2 separate regions of the Homo sapiens genome follow, and region 1 is linked to region 2. A link is a loop called in an ENCODE intact Hi-C map of the cell type or tissue named here. Cell type or tissue: Caco-2. All regions are shown on one strand. Each heading gives the region's core, and the rest is flanking DNA. Links, peaks and the distances in the headings are about the cores only.

What was found. A loop is a pair of places that touch in the nucleus more often than their neighbours do. Peaks named below come from ENCODE experiments on the same cell type or tissue, not always from the same donor. Only the 100,000 strongest peaks of a DNase experiment are listed, where the experiment ranks them.
Region 1: a loop joins it to region 2, with 2.3 times the contacts of the local background. A loop is called at or near these places in 6 of 110 quality-filtered maps.

Annotation. Positions count from the first base shown.
Region 1 is chr11:122,862,402-122,864,901 of GRCh38, forward strand. It overlaps CRTAM (cytotoxic and regulatory T cell molecule), which reads left to right. Exons shown (of 10, transcript NM_019604.4): 6 at 63-143; 7 at 2,235-2,318. Among named protein-coding and RNA genes, the nearest start is that of JHY, 19 kb to the right of the region's middle. In Caco-2, for the core only: a CTCF peak has its summit at 1,523; a DNase peak (open chromatin) is centred at 1,501.
Region 2 is chr11:123,475,014-123,482,674 of GRCh38, forward strand. GRAMD1B (GRAM domain containing 1B) reads left to right here. Exons shown (of 20, transcript NM_001387025.1): 2 at 5,803-5,880. Among named protein-coding and RNA genes, the nearest start is that of GRAMD1B, 49 kb to the left of the region's middle. RefSeq lists enhancers at 3,408-3,702, 5,358-5,407, 5,448-5,567 and a silencer at 6,805-6,894. In Caco-2, for the core only: a CTCF peak has its summit at 3,578 (motif pointing left); a DNase peak (open chromatin) is centred at 3,488.

The DNA.
Region 1 (2,500 bases), core at 1-2,500, 610 kb before region 2:
GAGCACAATGTGGGTAAAACTGCTCTCTATAGTAGCAGAATTTTGTTTTTCCCCTTTCCTAGTTACTGATGAAGAGACAGCTTCAGATGCTCTGGAGAGAAACTCTCTATCCTCTCAAGACCCACAGCAGCCCACCAGTACTGGTAAGTGTCAAAATCATTCAAACTTGTTTTTAAAAAATCACGTTTCCTTGGGAAGGTTATTTTTCTCATTCTAAGTTTTAAGAATATTTTTTGTTTTAATTTTTACTAAGACCATACAGGCCCCTCCAACTGGCTCCAGCTTTGTACCATCCTAGAGAAGAACCACATCAGGCATCGGAATACTTAGTGGGATGGGCTTCAGGCTGACATAAAGCTTTGCAAGTTCAGTTCTAGTTTGCCTGAGATAGAGATGTACACATGTACACACACACATTCACGACTGTGACATTTGAATTTCCTCTGCAGTAAAGGACAAAGTTGAATTCATTTATAGAGAGACTCGTTTCTTTGTTTTCCCATCTGAAGCACACCAAACACAAAACACAGACTTGGTATCAACAAAGAGAAAAGAAGCAGAAGCTGGAGATTTGGTGTTGTCATTGAATAACAAAATCACCTCTGAAGGCACATCAATTACTTGATTGTCAATAACTCAGGTCATTTTTGATGATGGGATTGAACTACAAATACAGAATAATTTAGAAAGCCTGGATTATAATTCCAATTTTTTAGACAGTGAACTCACTAGAGGTTAACTCAGAGCAATGATTGTATATCTAATTTAACTTTGTATTTTACCTAGCATAGTATCCAGCAATAGCAGCTTCTCAGAAAATGAATTACGAAAGAAAGAAAGAAAGAAAGAGAGAAAGAAAAGAAAGAAAGAAAAAGAAAGAAAGAAAAAGAAAGAAAGAGAGAAAGAAAAGAAAGAAAGAAAAAGAAAGAAAGAAAGAAAGAAAGAAAGAAAAAGAAAGAAAGAAAGAAAAAGAAAGAAAGAAAGAATTGGTTATGGTGCTTTGAGCAAGACTATTAGCCTCATCCAGAAAGGCATAAATTCCTACATATTCTCTTTCCATTTCATGTAATGTGTCAATAATAATTTCATTTGTTGGAATAAGGGCTTTCAGAGCATTATCATGTTCATAGTTCTGAGTATCAGATCATATTTTTAAAAATTTGTATCCTAAATAATATTTAAAAGTAAATGTTTGGGATTTCTAAACACTGATAAATACAACATGTACCATACAATTTTTTGAAGGACAATGGAAATTGAAAATATTATGAAGTGGAACAGCCACATCACTTGCTTTAATAATCCAATATTTGTAAACGTGTTTAGAATCTAGTAATCTTTAACGGCTTGCTACTGAGCAACTCAATTTTCTGCTCTGCTTTTTCATATATAAGACTTTTAAAATAGGGTTTCTAAAATTCCTTTCAGCTTTCCATTTCTACGATTTTATTACATTTAATACCCATTTTCAATAGAATGGGAGGCTTCATTCCCCTCGGGGTCCACATAGTGGCGCTGTGCAATGGACTAAAAAGCAAGAAACTGCAGAGAGAAAAAAGGAAATTGGAAACATCAGCAGTAAAATCTGGAAAAAAAAACCACACAGTTTCTGATTTTTTATAATTTATCTTATCTAGAAAAAACATCATAGTACATCCCACTTCTAATGGGGAGGCAAGCAGAGGTTTGAATAACTGAAGCTATATTTCAACATAAATTTCAGGCTGTAGGTTTTCTATAATTAAAGCTTGGAATGCCGTTCCTCGGTGTTCAGTTGTTATCTTGAAGCATCCTAAAGACCTTCTCCCTAATAGGCCTGATTCAGGATGGAAATATGAAATAATGGTTTAAATGCTGGGCTCTAGAGTTAGGTAAAACAGAGTTTATGTATTGGCTTTGCCACTTATTTGCTACAGGACTTTAGGTACTTTACATAACTGCTCTAAACCTCCGTTTTCTCAGAGCTGTGGTGAGAAATAATATATACCAAGTGCTCAGTTCAAGGCCAGGCACAGAGTAAATGCCCAAAACATTTACCTTAAAAAAATAAGGCAAAGTGAGCCTAGCCATTTGCAATTATGTTTGCAAGAAATCCATAGTTCACAAATGATCTCAGTACTGTTTTTAAATTTGGCTTCCCAAGCTGCTCTGGGAAGACTTACGTAACTACAGTTGTATGTAGTCACATGTATATAATGCATGCATAGCTCATGTTTTATCTTCTTTCACTTTAGTCTCAGTAACGGAAGATTCTAGTACATCGGAGATTGACAAGGAAGAGAAAGAACAAACCACTCAAGATCCTGACTTGACCACCGGTAAGTGTCACCCACTGCATTTAGAATAAACACTCGACATTTTAACCTCTTAATCGATAAATTCAATGGCCTTTGTCAGTCCTCCCTTTTCTTGACCTTTCTGCCCTTTAGGACATGATTGGTTAATCACTCCCTTGTCCCTCCTTGATTTAGTTACCTCTCGGCTTCTTGACATACTTTTC
Region 2 (7,661 bases), core at 2,251-4,750:
AGAGAAAGAGCTGTTTCTCCCTAGGAAGCACCTACTCAGTAGAGGTTGCCATATTCCGTCTTTCTAGCAGTAAAGCCGTGCCTTTCAGAGGGCAGAAGGACGGCTTCCTGGTGGTTCGTGGGTTTAGTCTGTACTTTCTGCACGTGTCCTGGGTACAGGGAGGGAGGAAGGGAGATCACTGGAATCATGAGAATTTGCCCAGCCCGCATTGCAGAGCTTCCTGGTCAAAGCCTAGTGAATTTCTCCCTTGTGGAGCGTGCTTTGGCTCAGATTCCTGTGGATTTTTCCCAGTCCTTCCAGTGCTGCTGGTATTAATGTGACCTTCCAGGATAAGCTCCTGCACTAGCACGCTGGTCTTAAACAAAACCAGGATTCTGCTTCAGCTGGTTTCCCTCAGGAATATCCCAGAATTTTACCAAGAGCTTCCCATCTTATTTAGGAACATGGTCTAGTGTTCCAAAATTTAATTTATACAGTGAATTTTATCTGAAGCTTGAATGTACAGCAGGAGGGATTAAAGTCATCCTAGTTCCATATCTAGCTGTCTTGAGCGAATGGCAAGCAGTTGCTTATACAAATTCCCTTCCTTGCAGTGTTAAGCCATCTTTCAGTCATCCGGTGCCCAGGCAAGGACATTCCAAATCCTAGTTTAGAGTTTCTTTTTCAGGGTTTCCAACAGACAGTTTCATCTGTTAGTGCCCTCTGCTGGACTTTCTCCAAGTTCTTTTCAACCTCCTGAATCCCAGAGTGGACGCAGACTGGATGTCTTCTCCCACTAAGGCCTTGACTAATCTGGAGTGGAGGGAGGTGTGCTTTTTGACCTTGTAGCATGCTGCACTCCTTTATAAACACCTTGGCCTGGAGGTTGCTCTTTTCATGGTCTCCGAAGACTGGTAGGTTTATTTAGGGAGCAGCGTGAGTTGCCTGGGGTCCAGGTGGCCTATATCATTGAAAAAGGCTCATATAAGAGAAGAATTGAAAGGGTGTGTGTGAGAGGGTGAGGCAGTGTCTGAATCTCTGGAAATTCTGCTCAACAATATTATTTCATGGGATTGAGTGGAGGAGTGGTTGGCAGCAATTCATCCATTTAACTTCTTTTTTTTTTTTTTGAGACGGAGTCTCTGTTATCTAGGCTGGAGGGCAGTGGCACGATCTTGGCTCACTGCAACCTCCACCTCCCAGGTTCAAGTGATTCTCCTGCCTCAACTTCCCGAGTAGCTGGGATTATAGGCGTGCACCATCACACCTGGCTAATTTTTGTATTTTTAGTAGAGACAGGGTTTCACCATGTTGGCCAGGCTGGTCTCGAACTCCTTACTTCAGGTGATCTACCCGCCTCGGCTTCCTAAAGTGCTGGGATTACAGGCGTGAGCCACCGCACCCGGCCCATTTAACTTCTTTAAGACTGTTGAAAAACAAGCTCAAATAATGGGAGGAAATAGGGCCAGGCCTCTGCCGAGGGTACTGGAGGAGGAAAGATCCTGTATATACCCTATGCCTGTTGCCACCATGGATTTATCTAGAGTCCCTCCAGCTCGATGTTCACCTCTCTGATGTGTTCCCTGGAGCTTTCCAACAGAGGTGTCCACCAGCTACACCTTGTTCATTTTTCTGCTGTTGTTGCATCACAGTCCACGGTGAATATTTGTATGTCTTAGACTGGGAGCTCTTTGCTGGAGAGACCTTGTCCTGATCATCTTTACAGTACTGTCTCCTAGCACAGTGCTGGGTACATGAGAGTGGTAAACGGAATTGAACTAGAATGCCTTTTCTTCTCATTTCTGCATGTCTTGAGTCTATCCAGTTTTAAGTGGCAGCACAAAAATCTTGTTGTTAAGACAGAATTGTCTTACTGGTCCCAGAAGGACATGACATTTCTGCATTCTGTGTTCCCATAGCACTTAATACATAGTATTGAGAGTTATCATTTTTCTGCTTTTAAATATAGTTATTTATATTGAATCTTACTTTCCTGATTCTAAGCACTTTGAGAGCAGGATCCTTGTTTGATTCACGTCTTTCTTTTCCTATAACCCATAAAATGATGCCTTGCATATAGGATAATGGCACCTGGCATTTACATAGCAGTTAAAATGTGGCAGATGCTCTTTTTCATACTTCACATTTCTTTCTCTTTCTTTCTTTCCTCCTTCTTTCTTTCTTTTTCTCTTTCTTTCCCTCTCCCTTGCCTCCCCTCCCCCCTCCCCCTCCTCTCCCCCTCCCATCCTCTCCCCTTCTCCCCCTTCCTTCCCTTCCCCCTCCCCTCTCCCTCCCCTCCCTTTCATTCTCCCTTCCCTCCCCTCTCCTCCCCTCCCCTCCCCTAGCACAGTGCTGGGTACTTGAGAGTGGTAAATGGAAAATGGAAATGAAAATGGAAACGGTAAGTGGTAAATGGAATTGTCACTGGACTAGCTGTCTTGAGCGAATGGCAAACAGTTGCTTATACAATTCCCTTCTTTGCAGTGTTAAGGCATCTTTCAGTCATCGGTGCCAAGGCAAAGTCATTCCAAATCCTAGTTTAGAGTTTCTTTTTCAGGGTTTCCAAAAGACAGTTTTATCTGTTAGTGGCCTCCCTTTCCCCTCCCTCCCGTCTCCCTTCCTTTCCCTCTCTCTCCCCTCCCCTCCCTTCCCTCCCTTCCCCTTTCCCTTCTCTCTCCCTTCCTTCTCCTTCTCCCTTCCTTTCCCTTCCTTCTCCCTTCCTTTCCTTTCCCTTTCTCTTCCCTTCCCTTTCCTTTTCCCTTTCCCTTTTCCTTCCCTTTTCTTCTCTTTTTTTGTTTTTCAGATGGAGTCTCACTCTGTCGCCCAGGCTGGAGTGTAGTGGCGCGATCTCGCTCACTGCAACCTCCGCCTCCCTGGTTCAAGTGATTCTCCTGACCTCAGTCTCCCAAGTAGCTGGGATTACAGGCGCTTGCCACCAAGACTGGCTAATTTTTTTTATTTGTTATTTTTTATTTTTTTTAGTAGAGATGAGGTTTCACCATGTTGGCCAGTCTCATCTCAAACTCCTGATCTCAGGTGATCCACCCGCCTCGCCTCCCAAAGTTCTGGGATTACAGGCGTGAACCACCACACCCAGCCTCTTCTCTTTTTCTTTCTTTGTCCTTCCTTCCTCCCACCACAGTCTTCCGAGTAGCTGGGACTCCAGGTGTACACCATCATGCCTGGCTAATTTTTTTTTTATAGAGATGGGGTCTCACCAGGTTGCCCAGGCTGATCAGGAACTCCTGGGTTTGAGCGATCCTCCGGTCTCAGCCTCCCAAAGTGCTGGGATTACAGGCATGAGCCAACCCGCCTGGTTCCATACTGTAGACTCTTAACCATTGTCTTGATGATGCTTCGTGTACACATAGCGTGATGTGAATACTTGTTGGATGCATGTAGTTTGATATTTATTTGAAACCAATACACAGTTTGAACATGACCCATTGCTGCCTTCTCTGCCATCTGAACTGTTTTCTAAGCCATGGGAAGGCAGGCCAGAGAGGGGCGCCAGAAAGGAGGCAGTTCCTGGTTCCGGTTCCTGAGGCTCCTTATTGGTTTTCCTTGTAGTTCTGGTTTGGAAGTCTACAGTGCCATCTAGTGGGTAAACTTGCAAATATCAGCTTAGAATTATTTTTCTGAAATCCTGGTAGATGGCCTTGAGTTCTGGGAGCCCCCTTTATTAGTTTAAAATTTTGATTGCCGGGGGAGGATAGGGGGACTAGGAAGAACCAGCCCATCCTGGCTCAGCGGGGTCAAGTTTGACCCCTGCTTTGAAGAGGCTGCAATGCTGATTGTGGTTGGCTTGGTTGAGCCCTGTTGACTGTTGTAAATGGTGTGTTCTCCCACAGTGTAGACCCTGCTTCTGGAGCTGTGTGGGCTTTGGAATTTGAGTTACAGTCATCTGTGTGCTGCCTACTGTGGAGTAACACTTGTCCCAGGTTGTATATAAGGGGATGCTTGATTCATATAACAGGCCAGTTCCAAGTAAGACATCTCATGAGTTAACGACATTATAGTGAAATTTGGTTATGTGGAGTTGGTAATAGGCAAATCCATCCGAGCTGGCAAAGTGAAAATGATGAGCAGCCACTGCATAGTGAACGAGCTGTAAAAACGTGCTGCATGGAAGGGAAGGAGAAAGGGATTCCGTACACAGTGAGTTCTGCCGAGCAGCCGGAGGCTTTGTGTATGGCGCTGTTCCGGTTTCTGGTGTGTGTGGTAACGTGTATGGTTTCTTGTGTCTGTGTTTGAAAATTGGATGTTAATTGCCTTTCAGGTCATTTACTTCTTGCTGGAAGAACGGAACATAAGAGCATGTGGTAACTGTGACCACAGAACTCATGTGCTTTGGCTGAGAGTGTACAGACACTGGAGCAAGCACTTGCTCGGCAAGATTGTCCAGTGTGCATTCTACTGGGCATCTAGGCTAAGGAATATACTCTATAGAGACCAATGCATCTTAGTGCAGCAGGCGATCCACCAGAACAAGGAGAAAATGTTGGTTATGTGGTAGCCTTGGTTATAGTGACATTTATGGTAATAGGGATTTATTATTAATAGAACCTATGTGAAGCAGGGGTTGGCCAACTTCCTGGTAATAAGGATTTATTATTAATAGAACCTATGTAAAACAGGGGTTGGCCAACTTTCTCTGTAAAGGGCCAGATGGTGAGCATTGTGGGCTTTGTGGGCCTATGGTGCCCACAACTCTGTCTTAGTTACTCAACTCTGCCTTAACCACTCAGCTCTGACATGGTAGCAGGAAAATAGCCAAAGATAATATGTAAATGTAGGCTTAGCTGTGTTCCAGTAAAACTTCATTTGTGGACACTAAATTTAAATTTCACATCATTTTCACCTGTCATGAAATATTCTTTTTTGGATTTTTTTTCTTCCAACCACTAAAAAGTACAAAAACCACCCTTAGCTCACGGGGCTGAGCAAAAACACGTGGCTCTAGATTGAGCCTAGAGTTTCTAGTTTGTGGACTCCTGATCAGATGGCTGGAGTATTTAATAATAATTAATAAAAATGATTTGTTCATCAGCTATGCCAGCAGTTAGTGTCATGAAGTGTCTGATAAGCTTTTCTTTCTCTGGAGTAAGAGGAAAGGCCATTCTTTCCCGTATTATTATAAGATATGACCTCCCAAAAGAACTCTGCCTGAACTAAAGCTGTGTAATTATCTCACTTACAGTGCCTTAAGGTGTGGAGAGTCCACCCTTTATTCCTTCTTCTATTTCTCATCCGCCTCAGCCTCCCCTGGAGGCAGAGTAGCAGACTAAGTGACCCCAGACCCCATCCAGCCTTTTGCCTTACTGGAGAAGCAGACTAGGTGACCCCTGGCCCCATCTAGTCTTCTGTCTTACCGGAATCTCCCTCCTCCCACACATCTCACACCCTCCCCACAACACCCCACCCAGTCCATGTCAGTGGCTTGAGAGTCTCCGGTGGGCTGAGGAGAATGGGATTATAATCCCATCAGAGAGAGGAAGAGGAGTGGGTAGAGAGAATGCTGGAGGCATTTGCTCTTTGAGGTTTATATAGCCAGGGAAGAGTGTGGTAGCAGGGCGAGATGGGCCTCTTCTGTTTTGGCTGGCAACAGACAGTCTGCAGGTGTGATGGCTGGGGATTTTATCAGCCTTGTGTCATTTCTCATATGGTCTAACTGTGCATTCTCTATGCTAGACTTACTTGGGGGAACTTGTATCTTTAAAATTTTGTAACCCCATGTCTTTGTCTAGTTGAAGTCTAAGTGACCTCCCCCAGGGTTGAGAAAGAAGCTGAAGTTAACGGTTGATATCCTATGTCTTTCCTCAGCAGCCAACAGAGCAGTCAGCAGAGCAGCCACGATGATGATTCTAGCAGGTTCCTGAGTCCTCGAGCGCGGGAAGAAAGGTAAGGTCCAACTCCGAGGGCGAGATGGGGGCAAAGAATAGAGGGGGTGGGGTGGAATGTTTGAGGAAGATTGTGCCTCTGCTCTGTGCAAAAAAATGTGGAAAACTGAAGAGGAATGGGAGCGCCTGAGACCTCTGTGCTTGACTGATTAGAAAGACAAAACTTTCACCCCATAAAGGAGAAGGAGCAACACAAAGGGGCTGGTTCCAGAGGCTTTTTGTGTTCAGCAAAAGAAGTCAACGTGTGGCAAACCAAATAGGTTGAAAAGACTTCATACTGAGCAGGGCTTGGTGGCTCACACCGGCAATCTCATTACTTTGGGAGGTCGAGGCGGGCGGATCACTTGAGATCTGGAGTTCGAGACTAGCCTGGTCAACACGGTAAAGCCTCATCTCTACTGAAACTACAAAAATTAGCCAGACATGGTGGCATGTGCCTCTAATTCCAGCTACTCCGAGGCTGAGGCAGGAGAATCGCTTGAACCTGGGAGGCAGAGGTTGCAGTGAGCCAAGATCGCGCTACTGCACTCCAGCCTGGGCAACAGAGGGAGACTTCGTCTAAAAACAACAACAACAACAACAACAAACTTTACAGTGGAGTTAGGACTTGAGTCATGCCCTATAGGTTGGGTACAATGTGGGTCAGGAGGTGAAGGGCATTTTGTGCCTGAGGAAGCTGCATAGCCCAGGATGTCAGGTGTTGGATGGTGTCAGGTGGCAGCAGCGTTAATGAAAAATGAGGTGGGATGTCTAGGATGCAATGAAAATATGGAGGCTCTTCAATGGTTGGTTGAGGATTGGAGATACAGCTAACTAAGCACTCAGTGTGAGGACCAGCCAGCACCTGCTTCATGCAGTGCCTGTGAATTGTAGACAGAGGTAAATTTGCTGTAGCAAGTTAAACTTCTTTGCCTACAGAAAGTTGATGGTATTGACGTTAACCAAAAGGAAGTCTCAGCTGGCCTACCGCAGGGGCTCTGCTTTTGGTCTAGCTCTGTTTATCGTTTTTATCAACAAGCTGGGTGAAAAAGCAGAAGGTACTTTTACCACATTTATCAACTTATGGTGGACCCTCTGCTGAGAGGGGGTAGAGAACACCAAGGATGATAGAATCAAGACTTAATATTATTTTGAGTAGAACAATGGGTGGAAATCAAGGAGATATTTTCTTTTTAATGGAAATGTGATTTTTTAATTTTTTAATTTTTAATTTTTTTTTTTTCTGAGACAGAATCTCGCTCTGTCACATAGGCTGGAGTGCAGTGGTGCAATCTCAGCTCACTGCAACCTCCACCTCCTGGGTTCAAGAGATTCTCCCACCTCAGCCTCCGGAGTAATTGGGATTACAGGCAAGTGCTACCATGCCCCGCTAATTTTTATATTTTTAGTAGAGACGGGGCTTCCCCATGTTGGTCAGGCTGGTCTTGAACTCCTGGCCTCAAGTGATTCACCTGCTTCAGCCCTCAAAGTGCTGGGATTACAAGCGTGAGCCACCATGCCTGGCTCACTGTGAAGTCTTGAAATGTCTATGAAATGTGATCTTGTATATTTATGTTAGAAAAGATTTATTTCGCAAGTGTAGAATTGCCGCAGGGAGCCTAATTTGATAGCATTTCATGTGAAAAAGAAAGAATATTTTTATTTGCCAGCCAAATATGAAACAATAATATGACACAACTACCAAATGATCTTTGAAAGTTTTTAATTCATTCATGGGAGCATGGTGCATGGATTAAACAAAAGAAGAAGATGTCACTGTAATCTGTACTAGTATGACCATAT